Regions from separate parts of the Homo sapiens genome. Here regions 1 and 2 are each linked to region 3. The links are chromatin loops, found by intact Hi-C in ENCODE. Cell type or tissue: dorsolateral prefrontal cortex. All regions are shown on one strand.

Region 1 (8,000 bases), 200 kb before region 3:
CATAATTGCCAGGTAGCAATAAAGGCCCATGCAAGGTTAGTGGTCATGAATTGAAGTTAGGCCAGCCAGGAAGATGGTGTGCTTTCCCCCAACATGTTGGCTGTGTGGGCAGAAGCTTGGAGTTCACCATTGTTAGAGTTTTGCCAGACAAATACAACGAAACTAAAGAAAGGTATAAAGATGAGGGGTTATGAAAAAGAAGTGACTAATGTGATGAAGCATGGAATTGAAGCCAAGTCAGATGCGGAGAGAGAGCCTGAGGGGAGCAGGACGAGTTAAAAGGTGGAAGGGCCAGACTTCCCCTGGGTGGAAGGATGGGTGGTGGTGGGATTTCAGGGGCAGCGAGCTGGGAAGTTTAAGGAGGTGCTGGCCAGAGAGGGAGTTGCACCAAATTGAGACTGCAGAGGGAGTGCAGTTGTTATTGAGGACAAGCTTTAGATTTGGGCCATTTGCATATTTGATACAGTAAAGGACAAGATCCTTGGAGAAGAGGAGCTCACAGACTCAGGGAAGCAAAAAGCCAGCTCCACAGAGTTGTAGTTCTTAGAATGATGACAAGTGGGGTTGGTGAAAATGATGGTGAACCAGGTGCTGAGATCCATATAAGGAATGAGAGGAAGCCCTCTGGGGTTTGTGGGAGACTTCATGGAGGAGTGGTGGATGCCACAGGCTGCTTATTCAAAGCTGGGGAGCTTTAAGAGAGAAAGAATGGTCTGAAATAGCAAAGGAGTGAGGAAGACACTTGCCCCACCTAGTGGTAGGAGGGATGTGGAAGAGAAAATTAATCCTCCACTTGAGAAGGAGCTATTCTCAGAAGAGAGCCATGTTTCATGAGAGCAAAAAGGGGAAGAGAAGATGTTGAGGATATAGGATATTGTTTCTATCCAGTGTAACCTGTTTCAATTACTTCCCACCATGCTTTGAACCTTCCAGACCAAATCCTTTGCCACCTGCCCGCTACCTCTCTACATTCCAGCCACACTGTCCTTAGCATGTTCCTTGGATATATCAAGTTCTTTCCAACCCTGGGGGCTTTGCACTTGCTGCCATGTTCTTTCCTTTCTTGAAATTGTACCTCTTCCCCACCCCAAACCCTTAAGTCTCATGTTGAGTGTCATTTCCTTAAGAAATCTTGCTGAACACCCTCTTTAAATCAGGTGCTGTGCTTGGTGCCACTGAAGCAATAGGAATCCACACACAGTTTCTATCTTCAAGTTAGTTTACAGTCAGATGAAGCAAAGAGGGGAGCAGATGGTTTGAAAGTGCCCTAAGGGCTTCAATGGGGTAAACCCAGAGCACATGGGAGCACACAGGAGAAACTATTAAATGAACCATAGTGGGGGTGGTGGGGGGGGGTGGGGGTGGGGGTGGGGGTGGTAGTGGAGGTGGGCGGTGGGCAGTGGGAGAGTTTCAGAAAATGGCTAAACAGAGGCCTGAGGATGATCAGGAGTTAATGAGGAGAGGGTGGGGGCTACTGAGAGAGTGTGGGGAGCCATGAGCTGGTCAGGATGGCTGGAATGTAGCAGGATATGGGGATGATGCTATAGGGGTGAGTGTCCCACAGCAGACCTGCGGGACATGCTATGGAGTTGGGCTCTTTCCCGGGGTCTCTGGAGGCCACTAAAGGATGAGTTTTTGTCTTTATATATAAAGAGGTATATATAACAATTTTGCAGAAGAATTATGACCAGAAGCAGAGTATTATCAAGTTTGGCCCCTTCTGTGTTTAGCCCTAGAACAAGTATAGAGCTGCCATCTGGGAGCGCAGTGACCACAGCCTTCTGGGGCACAAGACAAGGCCTAGTGCTATCTGGGCGAAAATTGGCTAGGATCGTAGAACTGCCAGAGCTGCAGAACGTCCTGGACTAGTGGCCTCCCACCCACCACCCAGACAGTTTCATTCACCAGCTTTGTAGTTGGGACACCTTCTCCATGTTATCCTAATGACAAGAAGATAAAAAGCAAGAGAACAATTGAATGGAATCACTATAAAATGTTCCCAGGCCCCTTCCAAACTATAAGCTTTCAGACTTCCTTTCTCTAACTTGAGACTACAGAGTAATACCGATGCCTTGCGAGATGACCGTGACTTAAATTTATTGTGTGCTTAGCAGGTGCCAGGCCCGTGTCACAGCAACACAGGCAGATGCTTTCATCGCCATTTTGTACAAGAGGAAACAGGCACAGAGAGGTTAAGTAAATTACCCTTTGTCACATAGCTAATAAGTGACAGAGCAAAGATTCAGACCCTTGGAGTCTGATTCCAGAGCCCATGGTCTATACCAACACCCATACCACCTCTAAAGTTGGTGTCTTCTAAGTAGTCAGAGTAAGATTAAATCAGGTTCAAACAGTGTGGGACTGAGGCATATCTGGCTGTGTTCAAGACTTTATAAAACTTCTCTGGGATCACTGACCAGAACATTTCACAGCTCAGAATGCTTGTTTTTGACCAGACTGGGGGCATCTAAAGAAAAGCTCTAGGGAAAGGAGGTAGCAGAGCATGGACTGCCTGCCCTCAGCTCCCACTGGCTGGCTCAGCAGGGAGCTCTGGAGCATGGTGGTGTCCGTACAGCCCACAGCCTTCCTGTGCTTTCTCCCTGAGCGTACACACAGTGTCAATGGAAACACAGTCATCACATGTTACATGTCTCTACCAGTCAAGGGCAGAAGCACAAATGTCTGAGGGCTTGTTTAGGAAGGGCTTTGGGGAGCATCTGCTCAACATGAAAGTTGCTAGAAATATAGTTGGGGGCCAGGCATGGTGGCTCACACCTGTAATCTCAGCACTTTGGGAGGCCGAGGCGGGCGGATCACCTGAGGTCAGGCCAACATAGTGAAACCTCGTCTCTACTAAAAATACAAAAAAAATAGACACATGGTGGCACAAGCCTGTCATCTCAGCTATTCTACAGGCTGAGGCACACGAATCACTTGAACCCAGGGGGAGGTGGTTGCAGTGAGCCAAGATCACACCACTGCACTCCAGCCTGAATGACAGAGGGAGGCTTTGTCTCAAAATATATATATATACACACACGCATATATATATAGTAGGGATTCTCAGGTCCATGTTTCCTATTTTCTCCACTGTGAACTCTGTCTTTTCCCTTTCTACTAAAGGGAGGGAGAGTGCTGACACCCACCCACCGCCCTCCTGCTGTCTCCGGGCTGTTCCTCCATAGAACCTCCCTCTCCAACTGGCCAGGCCTGGTCTGTCATCTGCACAGGCCACTCCCACCACCCAAAATTCTTTTACCTCTTTCCAGTTTTCAAAATCACATTCACGAAGACTCTTCTGGTCATTCTGACCCACCCTGTGTCTCCCCCCATCTCTCACAGTACATGTGATCTGCATTCCCATAGACTCTTACAGCAGGAAAGGGCTTCGAGAGTCTATGCTCATCCTCCTCATCCTGTCACTGAAAATTAAACCAAGGTCAAGAGGACAAGTTTTTTGCTCCAAATCACTGAGAAGTGTACTGCTCTCTCTCTAATTGTTTCAATAACAGGGGCCCTGTCTTGATCTCCTTTGCACCCATGACCTATATGAATCTGCTATAAACCCTGGTACAAGAACATTGAGTTCCTTTATTTCCTCATTGTGGTTTGAACTGGTATTTCTCTACTTCTGGGACAATGTCAAGGTTCGCGAGTCCCTCACAGAGTCAAGGAGGCTGATCCTTGGGCATTTGTCCAAGTGGGTTACAAGGGTGACATCTGGGGCTCTTTCAGCCTGTATCACAGGTCTCTGGCTTCAGGATGCATCTCTGCCATTCTGAGGACCTGGGAATTCATTGTAAGGCTGACATCCAGAGCTTCCTGGCACTATGCAGACACTTCCCTCTGGGGCTTGATACTTCTCTGGGGCTCTGCGGGGACCAGGGTGGGGCAGTGGCCTGGAGTCCTCTCCCCACACTGACCCAGAGAACTGTCTACTAGGGGAGGCATCTTCCCTGCCTCCTGCTTCCTTGGGTTGCATTGCTTTGTCTCTCAAACCCAGGCCTCCCTCTTGTTTTTCACCATAGATCTGGAGGGCCCCTAAACCCTAATGATTAGCAACTGAAAAACTTGTTTTTCCTTTCTCTTAACCTTTTAAACCTGCCCAGAAATTGAGGGAAAAAAAGGTTTGTAGTCTGTCCTCTTGGGGGCAGCAAAGAGGTGCATTAAAAATGTAGCAATTAAGTTTCTATTTAAAAGGCCAGCAATTCACATCTTGCTCATCCTTTTACCTGGAATCTTCTCCATTTTTCAACTGGTTAATGCTGGCTTATCCTTCAGGACTCAGCTCAGACATCACCGCAGATAGAAGTGACTCATATTCATGAATCACCCCCACTTCTCACTCCCTTCTGCAAAAGTGGGGCTTTGCTTTATTGTCCTCTGTATTGCCAGCCCCCTCATATCAAGTGCTCCACAAACACATGCTGACTTGCACTGAATTCAAGGCAAAGTGGTGGGTAAGTGAGATCCACTTGTTGACTAGTGGCTTCCCAGGGAAGATAGACTTAAACAAGAGGCACCAAAAGAGGCGCGTGTTTGGGGGACATTCCACTTCCTAGAATAAGATATTCAAACGCAGAGCCAGAGAAGGAGGACAGGGAGGCCTCTCCCGGCTCCCTGCCTCTATTTACACCAGGCATTCAGAGTGGGGGACAGTTCTAAGACTGACCAGGAGGTGGCAGCGTTGCCCCTTGGATGAGGGACTCCCTTCAGCAGGACAGAGGCAAAGGACACCGCCTCTCTAGCTCTGGGAGGAAGTCACCAGGAGGCCTCCCCTAGGCCAGTCTCAGAGGGCCAGGATGCCAGCTGCCTTGCACACAGTAGGGATCTATAGCCATGTGTGGATCCAACGTGGTTTTGTTTGTTTGTTTTTGAGACAGAGTTTTGCTCTTGTTGCCCAGGCTGGAGTGTAGTGGTGCGATCATGGCTCTCTGCAACCTCCGCCTCCTGGGTTCAAGTGATTCTTGTGCCTCAGCCTCCTGAGTAGCTAGGACTACAGATGCCCGCCACCACATCCGGCTAATTTTTGTGTTTTTAGTAGAGACAGGGTTTCACCATGTTGGCCAGGCTAGTCTCGAACTCCTGACCTCAAGTGATCCTCCTGCCTCTGCCTCCCAAAGTGCTGGGATCATAGGCGTGAGCCACCACACCCAGCCCCACATGTTCTTATTCTAAGCTTTGCTAGGGGCTTTGCATGGGAAAGGAAGGAAGGAAGAGTGGGAGAGAGGGAGGGAGGGAGAGAAGGGACTCAGGCCTTAACCTAGAACCCCTGCATCAGAGTCTCTTGGATGGTTCCTGGGAATCCTCAGGTGATTCTGATGGAGGCAGGCACAATTCTCCCTTGTGTGACTAATTTCCCAAGGCCTCGCCTTTCAATCACAGAACTGATTTTATCCATTGTGAAAACCTAATGCAGACCCCAGCGCACGCCTCCTGCTCTCCCTCAGCTGGGAGGCTGACCGAGGTATTTTAGGCATCCCGCCAGAGATGGCTGCTAGGTTGCAAAGACAAGCAGTGCCCTCCTGGGCACAGCCCTATGCCCCCCAGTGGGCACTCCCTCTCTCCTTCTCATCCTATCTTCAGCTTTGGCATGAGTGGCTGGCCTGACACAGCCCACCTCACCCCAGCAGTGGCGCCCCAGGCTGAGCTTCAACCCAACTCTTGGGTAAGCAGCAGGGAAACTGAGGAGTATTTCACAGTTAGTCTCTGTCCCCTCTCAAACAGGCAGTATTTTCAGGAGTCCTTCGTGACATTGAGGCCTGTGGGGGACATCTTGATGTTGACTGGGGGCACACGTTGGCAGGGCTACCCCCATGTGGAAAATCTTGGCTGGGGTGGCGGGCTTTTGGTTTTAACAACAAGTGACTCAATTGTTGTCCCTTCTTCCTGCAGCCTCCCCAAGTCACTGCCCACAGATGGCCCTGGGCAGAAAGTGGTCAAAGAGAGTGAAGCCCGGGGGAGGAAAGCTCGGGTGCCCATGGCGCCCACTGGATGGCTGGCCTGGTTGGGACCCACTCTGGCGGGGCCAGCTCCTGGTGGTTCCCTGCACATCCATCCACTGTTTCCCATCTACACTCTGCCAGAAAGTCCTTCCTCTCCTGACCCCGCCATCCAAACCCTATGTGTTTCAGGAAATCATTTTTCAGATGCTACCTGGGGACTCCTGCAGCTGCTGTGCATTTTCTTGGAATCTCTCATGGAACCATGCATGATGACTGTTTCTACATCTCTGCATGGGAAGGAACTCAGGGATAGAGGGCACCCCGTTCCATCCCCATCCCAGCCCCTAGTGCAGGGGAAGAGAGCCGTGGATGTTAACTATTGTGAGTACATGACGGGAAGGAGAAGGTGGTGGCGCCTCAGGGTTGACAGGAAGGGACAGGAAGGTTTCATCATGGAGGCAGGAAGGGGGCCGGGCCCTGAAGGATGGATTCCATTTCTAGGTGAAAGTCACCAGCATGTTATCAGAGCGTCCTTCTTAAGTAGAGTCAGAGCTGCGCTATTTTGAGTGGAATGAAGGTGGTCTGTGGGTTGGAAAGGCCAGTCATGATCCCCAGTCCATTTTGTGGGTGCCCCTGGTTGATCCCTAAGACAACTTCCTGGAGTGTGTGCATTGACCACAGATGTCAGGGCCTGGGCTTCTCTCCTGAACCCAGTTCACACCAAAAAAGGACATGAAGGACAAGGACCAAGAGAGGGCTGGAGGCAGAAGTGCTCTCAGAGCGGACACAGGGTCCCACCCCAATCCTTGTGCCTGAAGCAGAGTTGCAGTGTGGCCGCTACTGGCACCAGTACAGCAAAGCAACACCCTAAAATCAAAGCGGGAACAGCAGGAGATGGAGCCCGTGTCTTTGAGGACCTCAGAGGCAGAACTTCTGGTTGGGGCCTGAGGACTTTTGCACTCTCCTGAGCACCCTTGCCTTTTCTTGCCACCGCAAGGGAGATGTTATCTTCAGACTCTGGGGCTATTGCAAGCTGCTGCTCTTCCATGAAAAGCTTGGGGCCTTTGCTCAGTGAAGTCAGGATGTTTTGAGATTACAGGGAGGGTGGAGGAAACAGGAGGGCCCACAGGGTGGGTGAAAAACCTCATTCTCCGCCCTCTCAGCTCCACCCTGCATGCACTACCAGCATTCTCAAGGCTTCCTTCTCAGTTTGTGTAAGACAAGGAAAGCCTGAACCAGGGATTCCCCTCTCAGCCACCCCAGCTGCAGCCCCTGAGGGTGGGTGTGCATGCAAGGGACAGGGTGGGGAGCCACAAGCTCATCTTCCACCCCTCCACAGCTCATCTGGCCTTGCCTCTATTGCTTGGGGAAAATGGCACCTTGAGGACAGAGTATGCCTTGCTTTCTCCTAGGAGAATGTTCTCTTTCTGTACTCGCTGATGGAGCTCTAGCTAAAAAAAGTATATTTCCCTGCCTTTTCTTTCTTCCTCCTTGAGGGCCTCTCTGTAGACTTTATCAGGCCACACTGATGAGCTCAGAACAGAAAAGTTATGGCTATATGGGAGCAGGCTCCTCCCTCATAGCTCCTGGTCAGATCTGGACATCTGGGGCAGCCGCGGATCAGAGCCCCAGGCTGGCCCTGGACCAGACCCCTGCTCCTCTGTCCCAGGCTGGCCCACTGCCTCCATGAGTCACTAAGGTAACCAGGAGGGCAACCACAGGGGAAAACAACCACCCTTATTGCCCCAGGTGGCAGTCCCAGCCCAGGGCAAAACTGGGGCATTACTTCAACTGTACCAAAGTCAGGCCTGTGCCTGGGGCTGCAGGAGGCGGCTGCAAAGAGGCTGGGCGGGGCAGCAGGAAGCCCTGTGGAACTTGCGTGTGTCCTGACTTGCCATTTCTGATGTCAGCACCTTCAGATGCCCTTTCATGGGGTAGGAACTGGGAAGGGCAGAGGTAGTAACATCTGAACAAAGCTGGGTGAATTCCCACGGAAGACGGAGCATCGAGTCGTCAATGCCTTTTGGTAAACAAGTCGCAGCTCTTCCGTCTTGG
Region 2 (8,000 bases), 160 kb before region 3:
GATCGTTAAGTGGAGGTAGAAAGTGGATGGCAGTGGCAGGGTCCTGAGGGTCCAGAGGATAGGACTATGCTTCACAGTTATCCAGGTGGCAGCTGTGGTGAGGGCTGACAGAGATGCTCCATCTGAAGCCAGACCTGCATACCAATCCAGCCTCTGATGTTTGATTGCTGTGTGAGTGAAGCAGTCACTGAGTCACATTTTTTCTCATCTGTAGACAGACAACTCAGGCAGAGCAATGTGATGAGGATTAAGTGGGGTGCTGTATTAGAATCTTGTAAACTACAAAACATTCGGCTAATGAAGGGTTACTTCCTTCTATGGGGGCCCCAAAAAGAGATTAAAAAGTGGTAAAAGGATGAGTCCAAGGAACTACTGAAGGCTGCAGCAATGATGGGACCGATGAGGAGGGAGAAGTCCCCAGAGGCAGAGGAAATCTGGACCAGAGTCCTAGCCAGCTGGGTCTCATGGAGCTAACCTAGCAGAGAGAGAAAGAGGCTCACCTGGAGTTGGGCGGATGCCCAAAAGAAGGCGGCAGGCAAGGCTCAGAGCTGAAAGGGAGGAACAATTGTAATAATAGCAGCCATGTGCCAAGCCCTGGCCAAATGCCAGCCACTGTGCAAGGCTTACATGCTCATTTAATTCTCACAACAACTCTGAGGCACGTGTTACTATCCTCATTTTACACAGTGGAGAATGAGGTTCTGATAGGCCCAAGAAATTTCTAAAAATCTCACGGCCAGGAAATGGCAAAATCTGGATTCAAATCTAGGGTTTTCTATTTATTTATTTATTTATCTTGAGATGGAGTCATGTTCTGTCACCCAGGCTGGAGTGCAATGGCGTGATCTCGGGTCACTGCAACCTCCACCTCCCAGGTTCAAGCAATTCTTTTGCCTCAGCCTCCCAAGTAGTTGGAATTATGGGTGCCTGCCACCATGCCCAATTAATTTTTTTATTTTTAGTAGAGTTGGGGTTTTGCCCTGTTGATCAGGCTGGTCTCCGACTCCTGACCTCAGGTGATCCACCCGCCTCAGCCTCCCAATGTGCTGGGATTATAGGCATGAGCCACTGCGCCCAGTCCAAATCTAGGGTTTTCTTACACCTAACTAAGCCAAAGTTAGCAAGCTTGAGATAAGATTTTTGGGTTTTGTTTGGGTTTTTTTCATGATTTCTTTTCAAGACAGAGTTTCACTCTTGTCACCCAGGCTGGAGTGCAATGGCACAATCTCAGCTCACTGCAACCTCCACCTCCTGGGTTCAAGCGATTCTCCTGCCTCAGTCTCCCAAGTACCTGGGATTACAGGTGCCCACCACCATGTTCAACTAATTTTTGTATTTTTAGTAGAGACGGGTTTTCACTATGTTGGCCACGCTGGTCTCAAACTCCTGACCTCAGGTGATTCACCCTCCTTGGCCTCCCAAAGTGCTGGGATTACAGGTGTGAGCCATTGTGCTCGGCCGATTTTTTTTTTTTTTTAATAACAAAGAGAAGCATCAGATCAGAAGAACCTAATGTGAGGCAGACTCCAAAGCCAAGGGATCAAAGAACAGGGTGAGCAAAACAAGAGAGGGTAGGGGGACAAGTCAGAAAGGGGTCTGTGCGAGCACCAGAAACATGCACATACCCTCTTCCCTGTGGAGTGGCTCATGGGTGGGCCAGGCACTTTTAAAGAGCTGGGAACAGAGCAATCTTCTGCAGCCTGTTCTCATGTGAGGACCAGAAAAGTTTCCGCGTGGGTCTCCCTGTGCTCGTGTTCCCATCTCGTCATTGTAATTGATAGCATTAGTGCATGGTATCAACCAGCATTTGCCAATGTTTGTTCTGTGGGACCTTAGTTCTGCAGGGTTAATAGATACAACTTGGAATGAAGATTCAGTTAAATTCACTTCAGTTTAACACACTTAGTGAATACCCACAAACAGAGCTATGAAGTGTGTATTCGACCATGAACAATAGGTGAAGTCTCTGTTTTCATGGAGCTTGTAGACCAGATGTTCAGTAAGTTTGGAAAATGTTACGCCACAGTGATATCGGTTTCTTTACTGCAAACATTTCAGGGTCTTATTATGCTAATAATCATTGTGACTTTATAAGAGTGGGGTAGAGTATATAGCGTTCCCCCATGATATCTATCCATGGAATCCTATTTTACTTGTTGTAAAGTCTCTTCTTGTGGCTCCCAGGCTAGTGTTCTTTTTTCTTTCTTTTTTTTTTTTTTGAGATGGAGTTTTGCTCTTGTCACCCAGTGGAGTGCAATGGTGCAATCTCAGCTCACTGCAACCTCTGCCTCTTGGGTTCAAGCAATCCTCCAGCCTCAGTCTCCCTAATAGCTGGAATTACATGCACCCACCACCACGCCTGGCAAATTTTTTTATTTTTAGTAGAGACGGGGTTTCACCATGTTGGTCAGGCTGGTCTCGAACTCCTGACCTCAGGTGATCCTGCCTCGGCCTCCCAGAGTGCTGGGATTACAGACATGAGCCACTGCGCCCAGCCCAGGGCTAGTATTCTACAGAACAAGCTTGCAGGGGATGCTAGGGCAGACAGAGAATGATACACACCCCTTCACCTCCCTTCATTTTACCACAATACTGGTAGTGTGGCCAAAAGGAATGATGGGGAACACATAAGCCCAGAACATGGCAGCCAGGTGACACAACTATGGGGGTAAGGGTGCCATTCATGGATGCCAAGTGATGGCTGCCTCTCAACACTGAGCCTGATGAAGAGTCAAGACTACCTGGAAATCGCCACAGGTGAGCCCACGGAAGGTGTGTGCTTCTCTGAACAGGATTGAGAAGCTCACTGGGCCAAAGATATAGCAGGAGAAGGAGAAACAGAAAGTGGAGCCTTGGGAGAGGGAAAGTCCTTTGCTCCTAGGCCATAAGAGAGGGGGAGGATTTTCTGTCACAGTCCTGTGGGAGGACCTAGGTGGCAGCTGCCCTGGCGTAGGGGAACTGCATATCCTGTCTTATAGATATAAAGAGAAGTGCTCCTGGAGCCAGCGTGGGGCTTTGTATGCCAGCAATCAAAGTTTATCACTCAGGCAAACAAGCCAGAGGAAAAGAGCTGACAAATGGCTAGCATTTCCCCCGCTTTCTTCTCCAGGAAGACGTTTTGGTCTTGGTTTCCCTCTGGGTTTTTCCTCTCTCTGATCTCTCTTGCCCTCACGCAGTGTTCCCTGCCCAGGCATTACATAACAGCCTGGACTGCAGGGAACACCTATACAAGAGGCCATGACAGTTAGACAATGGGCAGGCACAGGCTGCCCTGAGAAAATGGAGTCATTCATGAGCTGTGTGAGAGGCGGCTCTGTTCCCAGCTTGGCTCACTGGTAAATGAAGTGCGCTGGGGACAAAGAGGGAAACTTTACACTCTAGCAATTTTCCCACAGTGGCAGGCTCACAGAAAAACAAGGCACTAGTTGGCTTAGAGGAGAAAAGGCAACCATATCCATAGACTTTGCTTTCTCCCCCAGATTGCCGTCTTGTGCCAAAACCACAGAATAAACTCCCAGGGAGGGAACAGCAAGGCTATACTCGCTCTGGGTCTCAAACGACAGAAGCCAGAGAAAAGATGTGGGTCTGCCTTCGGCTTCTGTTTCCATGGCTGCTTGATGGGTTTTCATTTCTGATCAGCTCACATTTGACCTCTGATCTAGGTCACCACCTTAGAGGGAAGGAATGTTTTCAGTCGAGATGATCATCCTGAGATAAATAATAACGGCTCCCCCTATCGCAGCTGCTCAGCAGGGTCGGGGAGCACCTTCCTCTAACACAGCCGGCTGGCTCGCCTGATCTTAGGGGCTCTTCAGCCCACACTGCTTAGGGCTGTGTGTGGAGTCACACCTGGAGAATACTTTGCTGTGGGGCCCAGGGCCTCTTTGGGTGGGAATCTATGCTGCAGCTGCAGGTATAGTGCTGTCCTATAGACCATAAGGTGCTAAAAATTTAACCAAAAAGTTATTGAGTGTCTTATAGTGGGTGTTTTATATAAGACTAAATTTTATGTCAAGAAAATACCAAGGTTATTACAAATAATCTTATATGTTAAAAACAATTACCAAATCCCAGCAATGACCTACTTACCTATTTAAAGAAATACCAAGCTCTTATCCAACTTACCTATTTAGGGACTTCTGGAGTCCATTACAGAGCTACTCAACCCACGGCAGTAATCCTCCCTCTGAGAATACTACTGTAATCCTCAAGTGCAGAGTAGAGACTACTGTGCGGTAAGTATTATAAGGTATTAAGATACCTCTCTATCCACCCTGGAATCTTGCCTTCCTCCCCAGTCCTAGAGAGACCCACAGGATAATGAGGGAAGGGAATTAGGTGGTATAAAATGTTTCCTAAATGATAAATGGACGCCAATGCCATCCAGCCTGGAAATACATGTACATGTAAAATGGACCTGGGTTTGCCAGCTCAGCCTCATACAGGAAGACTCTATCCTTCTGAGCACCAAGCCTACAACATGAGTAAATGCCGGTTGCTTAGGAATACAGAGGTTAAATGCTCTGGGTCAGACAGATGGGCCTGGATCCTAATTTCAAAACTTAGTAGCTGTGTGACCTCAAAGGAGTTGCTTCACTTTTGCTGCCTCCACTGTATTGTCATAGTGGTCACAATATTTAGGAAGGTGGGCTAGGACAGACCAAGCATCTCTCCTGGGAGTGCTGAAGGAAGTGGACACCAGGGCGACCCCCTCTCTGGGGCCATTCTTAGCCAAGAGTCCCTGCCCACAGCACTGAATACCCTCATGAGACCAGTGGCCATTTTTTGAGGAGAATCCCCATTAACCTGGGAAAACTTCACAACAGACCAACATCATTTCCTGCATTGGGGCTTGGAAACCACTGCATGAAATAATTTATCTGTTACTGTTTAATCCTATACTGGCTTTAGTTATATTATTTATAGAGACACCTTTAAAGTTTTCTCCTTTATGCATCAGGTGTAGCTAGGCAACGTTCGCTACATCTACGTGCCTCCCCTAACTGTTTCCACTTCAGCATTTGAGGGAAGAATCAAAAGCCCTTGGGCTTGGAGATGCTCAGAGAATAGGCACGAGGCAATATTTTCTGAGCTCTCACCACATCCCGGGTACCATGCTAGACTTGTGTACCTATGGTACTCCCAACAGAGTGAGGCAGAGAGGTGATGCAGTGGGTTAGAGCCTAAGAATGGAGACTGGAAACCTATGGGAGCATGTGCTAACCAGGGTGGTGGTGACCAGAGAAGGCTTTCCAGAGGAAGAGATAGCCAAGCTGAGTCTTGATGAATAGCCAGGTGCAGGTGTGGTGGTGCACCCAGGCAGAAGGAGTACAGCAAGAAAGGACTTGGCCAGCCCAGAGAGCCTGCCTGTCTGATGTGTTGCAGTAGATCCACAGAGCTGCAGAATTGGAAGAGGTGGTGAGGGAGGAGGGGGAGAATAGGAAGGCAGGAGCCAGGTCTCCATAACGCTCCTAATTCCCTCTGGGACATCATCTGTCCCTCAACAATGCCTCTAATAGAGATATCTGCTGCTCTAAACATTTACTGATGCCTTAATCTTTCAAGCAGAATGGTAAAGAAGAAAAAGCCTGTGGGTACCTCCTCGCATGTGTTGTTTGTTTATTGTGAGACAAGGTCTAACTCTGTCACCCAGGCTGGAGTGCAGTGGCACCATCACGGCTCACTGCAGCCTTGACCTCCTGAACTCAAGCAATCCTCCTACCTCAGCCTCCTGAGTAGCTGGGACTACAGGCATGCACCACCACACCCAGCTAATTTTTGTATTTTTTGTGGAGATGGGGTCTTACCATGTTGCCCAGGCTGGGATTCCTCACATGTTTTCACATAAGTAGTCCCTATACTTGCCTTGTTCTTTCCAATTGAAGAGAATTCTTCAGGCAATTAATTTTATGCTTCCACAACGATGTCTCTTCTCCCCACTGCTCTTTGAAGCTGATCTTTGTTGGAAAAATTATTTTTCATCAAATTGATCTAGATTACTCATTGACTAGCTTGTTGACCATAGTTGCTTCTCAAAAAAAGCTCACCTGTTAAGCTTAACAATAGGTACCAGTATTGAACTAGTATTATATGCCTGGCATGATGCTGGGTGCTTCTGAAACATTTTCATTCAATACGCATAGCAAATTAATGAGGAAGACACTATGATCATTTCCCCTTACAGATGAGAAAAATAAAGCTTGATAAAATAACAGCTTATACGTGACAGAACTGGATTTTAATCTATTTGATTCCAAAATCACCACTCTTAGCCAATTCACTCCACTGCTATTATAAATTGTTTTTGAGAACAACTTAAAAGAAAGACATGTGGCTGTTGCTGCATGATGGACAACCAAGTTTTTTGACCAGAAAACATTTTGCCCCTTGCAGAAAGAACTCGGGAAAGCAGCAGGCAGTCTGGAATGGCAATGGGAAGATCCAAAGGCAGCAAAGGCTTCTCTCCGCCATGTGAAAGGCCTGAGTTTAGATACTTCAGGGAAGTTTTAATGCCAACCTTCTGTAAAATCCCCATTCTCTAATGTATGGCTTTAATTAACAATCATGTATCAATATTTGTTAATCATAACAAATGTACCATACTCCTGTGAGATGTTATCAACAGGAAAAATTGAAGGAGAGGTGCATGGAGCTCTGTACTATCCTTGCAATTTTTCTGTAAATCTAAAACTGTTGTAAAAAATAAAGTCAGGGGAGGAGCAAAAAGAAAAAACGTTTATTTTTTATTGAAAAGAAAAACCCTCATTCTCCACAGCCACATCCATATTTCAGAATTGTTCTTAGAAACTTCCAGAAACAATTCATTTACTGTATATAACATTATGGCCTAGATTAAACTGATCAGTAATTATTAATGCTTAACGTTAGTGCGGAAGCTCAAAAATTATATACTAGAGTGTTTGTGTAACTCTAAATCTTAAGATACATGTCAGTGATACCCGAAGCTTCTTTTTTTTTTTATTTTATAGAGAAAACATAATTGACAAAATGGTCACATACTTTTTAAACTTTGTTTTCGACATCTTTGGGAATTGTAACCATTGAACCCCATGTTCCTGATTCAAGCTCCTCTGTGCATCTCTTAAGAGTTGTTGAATTGAAGTCATAATGCCTGGGATGGAAGAAAAGGCTTCCAAGGGGCTGATCTCACAAATCAGCGGATAGGCTGACCAGTTACTCTGTTTGTTCTCAGGCATGTGAAAGCGTTCTCTGGTCCTAAACATCCTGTTCTAGTTGTGCCCCATTTGTTGAGGGGTTGAGGGTGGCATTGATGCAGTCTCCATGCTTTAACTAGGCTGCTATTACCTATTACCTGCCTGCCTCAGCTTCCAACTACCACCCAGGTTAAGAGGGCATGTCTGATGAAGAAACCACCTCCCTTAGTCAAGATGATTCAACTTCATTCTACTCTCATCCCCTTTCTCCAGGTGGAAATCTGAGGGTCTGAGGAGGAGACAGAGAGAGAAAGGGGACGCAAAAAGGCTCAATTCTCAGGCTTCTGTCCCAACAACATCAGTATTATCTTCATAAATTTAAAAAATATATAGCTTTATATTATATATAAAGTCATATATATAACTATATATAACTATAACTATATATATAACTATATATATAACTATATATATAACTATATATATAACTATATATATAACTATATATATATAAAACAATGTAGAAAGACTGGTCAACGTGAGTTTCATTATTATCCAGAAAGCCAGCAGGAGTTGGATGAGCTCATTCACAGAGACCACTGGGTTTTAGGAGCAGGGATTTTTATCCCTCTGGACTGGGAGAGTTGGGAAAAATGAAAGGATCCAAGCTTTACCAAATTCAGACTCACATTTTAGTTCCCAGCCAAAGGTCATGTTGAAGCACAGTGAGAAGCAGTTTCCCTGAGGAAGGGGGTTGGACTTGGAGGTTGGTTCCCCTATTTAGATTCAGACAATGGGAGGGAAGTTTATTACTTTTACAGCATG
Region 3 (8,000 bases):
CACTATATACCAAGCTCTGTGTTAGGTGGTTGTTACAGCCTGAATTGTGTCCGTCAAACATTCCTATGTTGAAGCTCTAATACCCATATTCTCTCAATGTAACTGTATTTGGAGACAGGGCATTAAGTTAAAATGTGGCCATCAGGGTGGGCCTAATCCAGTTTGGCCAGTGTTCTTAAAAGAAGAGATAAGGGCACACAAAGGTACACTAAGGGTGCACAGAGGAAAGACCATATGAAGGCAGTGAGAAGATGGCCATCCAAAACTCAAGGAAACAGGCCTCAGAAGAAACTAACCCAGGATGGGCACAGCAGCTCACACCTGTAATCTCAGCACTTTGGGAGGCCAAGGCAGGTGGATCACAAAAAATTAGCCAGGTATGGTGGCGCACACCTGTAATCCCAGCTACTTGGGAGGCTGAGGCAGGAGAATTGCTTGAATCTGGGAGGCAGAGGTTGCAGTGAGCCAAGATTGCACCACTGCACTCCAGCCTAGGCCACAGAATGAGACTCTGTCCCAAAAAAAAATAAAAAATAAAAGAGGAAAATAACCCTTCCAACATCTTGATCTTGGACTTCTACACTCCAGAACTGTAAGAAATAAATTTCTGTTGGTTTATTTTTTTTATTTTTTGCGTAATTTTCTGTTGCTTAAGCCACACCATCTGTTGTATTTTGTTAAGGCAGCCCTTGCAAACTAATACAGTGCTTTATAACTATACGCTCATTAATCCTTGTAACAACCTTTTGATATAGGAACTGTAATCTCCATATTACAAATGAAGAACCTGAGGCTTATAAAGGTTAAAAAAATTTCATCAGTGTCAATCACAAGTGGCAGAGTTGAGATAATTGTGAATGACAGAAACCTAAGAATCCTAATTGAAGGATGTCTGGGTCCTATCTCCCACCTCAGCAAGCAGACTTCAAGACAAACAATCTCATACACCTCTTTGCTTGGTGTTTCTAGAACAGGTAGCTAAGGCCACGCACTAGTGTGACTATGTGTAGGCTTAGAAAATGATTAAGGAAGGCACCCTTGAATAGCATATAACATAAAGGTCAGAGCACTGGACTGGGCACCAGAACATATGGGGTCAAATCCATTTCCTAGGGATCCTCTAATCTCATGTACTCTTTCTGTTTTTTGAGATGGAGTCTTGCTTTGTTGCCCAGGTTTGGGTGGGGCTCACTGCAACCTCCACCTCCCTGGTTCAAGTGATTCTCCTGCCTTAGCCTCCCAGGTAGCTGGGATTACAGGCTCCCACCACCATGCCCAGCTAATTTTTGTATTTTTAGTAGAGATGGGGTTTTGCCATGTTGGTCAGGCTAGTCTCAAACTTCTGACCTCAGGTGATCCACCTGCCTCGGCCTCCCAACGTGCTGGGATTACAGGCATGAGCCACCACTCCTGGCCTCTTCTAATGTATTCTTGAGCAACTTAATCTCTAAATCTGTTTTTTAACCTACATAAAAGGAATAAGCTGCCTAACTTTTGGTGTTGCTTTAATTACATTAACATTTCACCAACCTTTTGGTGTTGCTTTAATTACATTAACATTTCACGGCATTCATCATGCTGTATTAAAGCTGTCTTTAGTATCATTAATACTTAGCACAGTTTCCTTGCATATAATTGGCCCTCAAACAATGTTGAAAGAGTCCATATGGAAGTTCTTAGCAAATTGTACAAATGTAAGCCTTTGATTAACCCAAGGAAAAGCCACGCTGTCGCATTTTCTTTCTTTCAGCCCTGGTCTCTAAAGGATGGAAAGAGATGAGTCAAGAATCAAAATCATATGAAAGGTCACCACCGTCCAAGGACCCAGGTAGCTTCAAGAGAGATTACAGAGCAAAGGGTCACGACCGCCTGCTGAGGAATAGGATTCAGGCCCTAACCTGACAGCTTCCATTCTTCATCTCTCTCCTGTGTCTGGTGACAGTTGTCCTCATATCACCCTCATCTGTAATCTACTGCCTTTTCCCAAGACTACTTAATAGCAGTCAATCTGAAAAAGTCACCGGAGGTAGCTCAGTAAACTGGAACAAAAGTCTTTGTTCATGATTTTTACTGAGGGCAGCCCCACATTCCTTTCCCCAAGAGCCATAATGGGTCCCCAGGACCAAAGAGTCCACCTTGCCTTTCTGACCCACCATTCTTTCAGGGGAAGAGAGATGCTACACCCAAAATAAACACTCAACACTTTCTCTTTGGTTCAGAGGGTGTAGGATGCGCCTCTAGCAATCTAGCCTGTATTAGTCCATTTTCACACTGCTGATAAAAACATACCTGAGACTGGGCAATTTACAAAAGAAAGAGGTTTAATTGGACTTACAGTTCCACGTGGATGGGGAAGCCTCACAGTCATGGCGGAAGGCAAAGAGGAGCAAGTCCCATCTTACACGGATGGCAGCAGGCAAATAAAGAATGAGGAAGACGCAAAAGCGGAAACCCGTGATAAAACTATCAGATCTCGTGAGACTTATTCACTACCATGAGAACAGTATGGGGGAAACCACCCCCATGTTTCAATTATCTCCCTCTGGGTCCCTCCCGCAACACATGGGAATTATGGGAGTACAGTTCAAGATGAGATTTGGTGGGGACAGAGAGCCAAACCATATCATAGCCATTCTGCCAGAAACAAAAGCAGAATTCATGCATCCATTTATTTATTTGTTTGTTTATTCATCAGTTCATGCATTCATCAAATGTTTGTTGAGTGCCTTCTGTGTGCCAAGCACAGTTCCAGTGCCAGGGGAACAGCAGAGTCCAAAACAATAAGCATTCCTGCTCGCACAGAGTGCAGTCATCACTGGGAAGTGGAAATAAACAAAATAAATCAGTGGAAGATGGAACTTTTCAGGCGTGACAAGTGTTATGGAGAAAAATAGACCAAAAAATGAGGGTAGGGAATTCTGGGGTAAAGACATAAAGATAAAAAGCAAGATAAGCAAACATCTGAGAGAAGAGCCATCCAGGAAGAGGCCTGGAGCTGGGAGTGCCTGGCATGTTCTAGAAACACAAGAGGCCAGCAATGCTGAAGTAGTTAGCAGTGAGACAAGTCAGAGGGTTAGCAGGAGGCCAGACTGGAGAGAACCTCGCAGACTTCTCTGCGATGGGGAGCATATGGGGGTTTTGAGCAGGGGAGGAATCTGATCAAAATCATGGTTTTACAGGGTCTCTCGGCCTGCTGTGTTGAGAACAGGCTGGGCAAGAGGAAGGCAGCACAAAGGCGGAAGCAGACCAGTCAGGAAGCTGTTGTAATAATCTAGGAAAGAACTGATGATGGCTTAGAACAGGGAACAAAGTAGTAGAGGCAGGGAGAAGTGACCAGGTTCTGGGATGCATTTTTAAGACAGAGCCCACAGGCTTTGCCTACAGTGTGTTGTGGGATATAAGAGTAAGAGAAGAGTCCAGGAAGAATGTAATTGCCATTCACTGAGATGAGGAAAACTATGGAAGATCAAGTTTGGTGGATGGATGACCCAAGAAGCTCATTTGGTGATGCTTAGCTTTGAGATGACTTTAGATACTCAGTTGAAGATGGTAAGTGGGCTGTTGAATACATGAGGCTGACCTTCAGGGGACAGGTCTGAGTCAAGGGTATAAATTGGGAATGGTCAGTATTTAGGTGGATCCCACTGCCATAAGGCTAGACAAAAACATTGAGAGTAAGTACAGGTAGAGGAGAGACTGAGCCCGGGACAGGCCACCAGTAGACACCAGAGCTGAGAAGGAAGTAGCCAAAGATGAACTAGAAGGAACAGGAGGGAGGCAGGAGGAAGCCAGGAGAAGGTGGGCCCTTCCTTCTCCTCACTGCTGCCTCGTTAACCCTCATTTTGCCTTTTTGCTGTCACTCCACCTCTGTCAGCTTCACCTCTCTCAGATTCATTCTTAGGTAAATAAAGATGTTTTCTATCACTGTGCATGAGCCAAAATAGATATTTACTAGGTAAACACTATTCCTTTAATTGGGCGATTCTTAAAAAAAAAAAAAAAAAAAAAAGAAGGCACTCAGATCTCTGTTCGGTGTGTTCGTTACAATATGTGGATCTGCTGGAACATCAAATTACCCAGCTCCACGGGCTCCGTGGGCTCCACAGTCAGCCTGCCAAATGGTGTTGAAGATATTCTCATGATTGTTGCTATTGTTATTGTTCAGAGAGGCTTCAGCCCTTGGGGCAGCCCTCCCTCCTTCCCTCTCCCACTCTCCACCCCCTGATCCAGAGGCACGAATGCTCTCATCAATTCACTTTGGTCCAGCTGCCAGGCTGGGGAACAGATGTTGCATTGTTAACAGGAAGGAGAAAACAAACAGCTCCACTCTCCTGTGTTCTCCCGCCCTCCTCCCCCATCCCCCTTTCAGTCCCCTGGTGAAAATGGGAAAACAATGTTGGGGAGAGGACGGGGGTCCAGTGAGTAATGCCCTTCTCCCTGCCAAGGCCGAGCCACGGAGCTCCTGACCAGAGGCACACAGAGCATTCTCCTGGGCCCTGTTTATAGAGGACATAAGCTGTGTCAGCTGAGCGGGCTTGCTCATGGCTGGTGACGTGAAGATGTTCTCACTGAGCAGAACATTGAAAGAAGACAATGGCCCTCTTCTGCATGTGGCCCCAGTGACAAATCTACCTGCATTTTAAGGGCAAAAGCTATGACCAAAAGACAAGCCCAGGGCAGAAGGAAAATGTTTCTTGGCTGAACTCTATCTCTGTATGTCTGATCATTTCTCCTCTGGAGGCTTTTTCGAAATGGGGAGAATTCCTTTTTTTCCCTAGAGAACACAGGGTAAGAGTCTCCCACCTTTTCTCTCACTTGTCACGCAGACCCTTCCAAGCTGGGGAGGGGTAGAGGGGAGGGGTGCATGGAGTAGGGTAAATGTAGGAAATCTAGAGTGAAGGCTGCATGTGAAATAGTAGCATGGAGGTAAAGGAGCACACAGCCTGTCAGCTAGGCTAAGGGATTGAAACTTCCCTTGAAGTTACTAGATGGCAAGGAAAAGATTTTAGGAAGAAGAGTGACATACAAGAAACAGATGACATCTCTGTGATAGATGGGTGGGAAGGGAAAGCTAGTCAAGAGGCCGCTATAGCAATCCAGGTCACAGACAACCAGAAGCCCTAAGACAGTATTAGCGATAGTTCAGCTGCTGTCAATGAGGCAAAATCAATAGGGCTTAGGAACCAATTGGGCATGGAGAAGGGGTGGCTGAGGATGATCAGGCTGTAGAAAGAACATTAGTGGCTCTAAGCCTGGAAAGTTTATGTCCACCCTGTATACAACATCCACAATAAAAGTACTGTCTAATCGTAAAATAAGTAGAAGAAAGCCAATAAGCTTTGTTTTTTCTAGGGTGGCATTTTGATGCTTTTTTAAAGCACTACAATCTTGTTTGTTTAAGCTTTTTTTTTTTTATTTCCATAGGTTTTTGGGGAACAGGTGGTGTTTGGTTACATGAGTACATTATTTAGTGATTTCTGAGATTTTGGTGCACCCATCACCCAAGCAGTACATACTGAACCCAATTTGTAGTCTTTTATCCCTCACCCACTTCCAACCCTTACCCCCTGAGTCCCCAAAATCCACTGTGTCATTCTTATGCCTTGGCATCCTCATAGCTTAGCTCCCACTTATGAGTGAGAACATATACAATGTTTGGTTTTCCATTCCTGAGTTACTTCACTTAGAATAACAGTCTCCAATCCCATCCAGGTTGCTGTGCCATTAATTAATAATTTTTTATGGCTGAGCAGTATTCCATCATATATATATATATATATGTATGTATGTATACACACACACACACACACACACACCACAGTTTCTTTATCCACTCGTTGGTTGATGGGCATTTGGGTTGGTTCCACATTTTTGCAATTGCAAATTGTGCTGCTATAAACATGCGTGTAAGTCACTACACACTTTTGAAATAATTTTTTGGCACTCTGTGTTTGTTTCCTTGGTGTTCCAAGCCTATGCTTTTTTTGTGCTCGCTGGAGAATCCAACACAGGGAGGAAGTTTCAGGATTCACGTCCAGGCCACAAGGTAGATGGCGATGCTGCTCACAGAGGACAGGGATGCAGGAAGAGGAGAAGGGAGGTGGAGCGAGAGTGATGAGCTCAGCCTTGGACATGCTGAGTGAGAAGTATCAATGGAGACAGACACTGCCAGAAAGCAGCTGATTAGATGAGTCTGGAGCGAGATGGTGGAACTGGGCATCATCAGCGCTCATGCAGGGGGAGAGTCATGGGAGAGGATGAGGTCACCCAGGGTGAATGTGTGGAGGGAGAGGGGAGACAGCCTGAAATCACACCAGCAGAAAATCAGCATTTTAGGGACTGGGCAGGAAAAGGAGCCTGATGAGAAGCATCCAGAAAGACTGAAGAAAATGTGGGAGGGAGTAAAGCTGCAAAGACCAGGAAAAGTGGGAATTTTAAGGAGAAGGAAATGATCAACAGTATCAAATGCTATCAGCTGATTCAAGTCAGTTGAGAGGATGGCCAGGGCTGATTGGCACCACTGTGTTTAACAATGAAGAGGTCACTGGTGGTCCTACTGAGCGTGATTTCTGCAGAGCAGTATATGTGGAAGGATAACAGAAAAGCAAATGATGTGATAAATAAAAGGCAAGTTTATACCATTAGTGGTAGCCGTAGAGGAATGGAAGGTTGAGGGAAGGTTTCATTTAAAGATGGTAAAGAACACACTGGCCTGGTGCGTGGCTCATGCCTGTAATCCCAACACTTTGGGAGGCTAAGGTAGGAGGATCACTTAAAGCCAAGAGTTCGAGAGCAGCCAGGACAACATAGTGATACCCTATTTCTACAACAAATAAAATTAAATTTAAAATAGCTGAGTGTGGCAGCATGTGCCTGCAGTCTCAGCTACTTATAAGACTGAAGTGAGATGATCCTTTGAATCCTGTAGTTTGAGGCTACAGTGAGCCGTGATCACACCACTGCACCCCAGTCTGGGTGACAGAGTGAGATCCTGTCTCTCAAAAAAAAAAGAAAAAGAAAAAAGAAAAGAAAAAAAGAACATTTAAATACACTAATAGTTCATTTAACCTGCTAAGCAAATACATCAAGCCCCACTAGGTTTGGGGGCAAGGAGGGTATCTTTAATACATAAATAAGTTTTAGGGGAAAATTTCTTTTTACACCACCTACAGGCTACAGAGAATCAGCTGAGGCAATAATTTTACTTGGCTTGGATGTGGTGCTCTGGAAAGGGTGGCAAGCATTTATCAGGCACCTACTGTATATGTTAGTTAATGTATGAGCTGCCATATGGAATTCAGAAACAATAAGCTCAAGAAGCTCATCACCTCAGAGGCTGCAAATGTACAGTGTGAAACACACATTGTGTTTGTCCTACACCGTGATTTTGTAAAATTAAACCACCACTTTAAAAAGTCATAAAAATTTGGACATCTGTTCTCTCTTGAAAAACTGGAAGATCTACATCTACCTGGATTTTTGGTGGGCAGCAACTGGCTGGAGTAAAGGGCAGCTGTCCCTTACTGAGAGCACCCATTCTCCAGTTCACACAGTCCCCAGAGGTCTACTATCTGATTCACGGAGCGGACTTCAGATACGTCATCCACCTGGCCCTTGGTAGGCATTTGTGTTTGTGACTACAGCTGAAGTCAATCTAAGTCATGAACTGCTACATGCTAAAATGAGGGATGGCAATAACTATGTGGCAGGTATTCAAAAAAAGGAGAAATCAGTAGAATTAAATAGTTGAGCAAAGCTTCTTAGACTTGGTCTGACAGGCAGGTAGGATAAAGGTGGATGATTGGATGCATAAATGGATGGATAGATGAAAGAGAAAAGAATTCCCCTTGGGTTCAGGAACAGACCAAATACGTTTACATGGCAGACTGTGGCTAGAAGAAGGAGCATAGATCAGGTATCTTTCATTTAAAATCTGAAAACTCAGGCCGGGCACCGTGGCTGGCACCTGTAATCCCAGCACTTCAGGAGGCCAAGGTGGG

What was found. A loop is a pair of places that touch in the nucleus more often than their neighbours do. Peaks named below come from ENCODE experiments on the same cell type or tissue, not always from the same donor. Only the 100,000 strongest peaks of a DNase experiment are listed, where the experiment ranks them.
Region 1: a loop joins it to region 3, with 3 times the contacts of the local background. A loop is called at or near these places in 4 of 110 quality-filtered maps.
Region 2: a loop joins it to region 3, with 10 times the contacts of the local background. A loop is called at or near these places in 2 of 110 quality-filtered maps.

Annotation. Positions count from the first base shown.
Region 1 is chr1:182,080,416-182,088,415 of GRCh38, forward strand. No RefSeq gene overlaps it. Among named protein-coding and RNA genes, the nearest start is that of ZNF648, 23 kb to the left of the region's middle. RefSeq lists an enhancer at 4,908-4,957. In dorsolateral prefrontal cortex, CTCF peaks have their summits at 748 (motif pointing left) and 4,652 (motif pointing right); DNase peaks (open chromatin) are centred at 740 and 4,676; H3K4me3 peaks cover 434 bases; H3K27ac peaks cover 2,080 bases.
Region 2 is chr1:182,111,118-182,119,117 of GRCh38, forward strand. It overlaps LOC105371642 (a long non-coding RNA gene), which reads left to right. Exons shown (of 3, transcript XR_922341.3): 2 at 4,134-4,235; 3 at 6,394-7,531. Among named protein-coding and RNA genes, the nearest start is that of ZNF648, 53 kb to the left of the region's middle. In dorsolateral prefrontal cortex, a CTCF peak has its summit at 3,349; DNase peaks (open chromatin) are centred at 564 and 3,284; H3K4me3 peaks cover 1,277 bases; H3K27ac peaks cover 3,080 bases; H3K27me3 peaks cover 2,368 bases.
Region 3 is chr1:182,275,599-182,283,598 of GRCh38, forward strand. The region is part of intron 2 of LINC01344 (long intergenic non-protein coding RNA 1344); the gene reads right to left. Among named protein-coding and RNA genes, the nearest start is that of LINC01344, 34 kb to the right of the region's middle. In dorsolateral prefrontal cortex, no CTCF peak of the experiment used is centred here; DNase peaks (open chromatin) are centred at 4,253, 4,443 and 6,163; H3K4me3 peaks cover 283 bases; H3K27ac peaks cover 5,287 bases.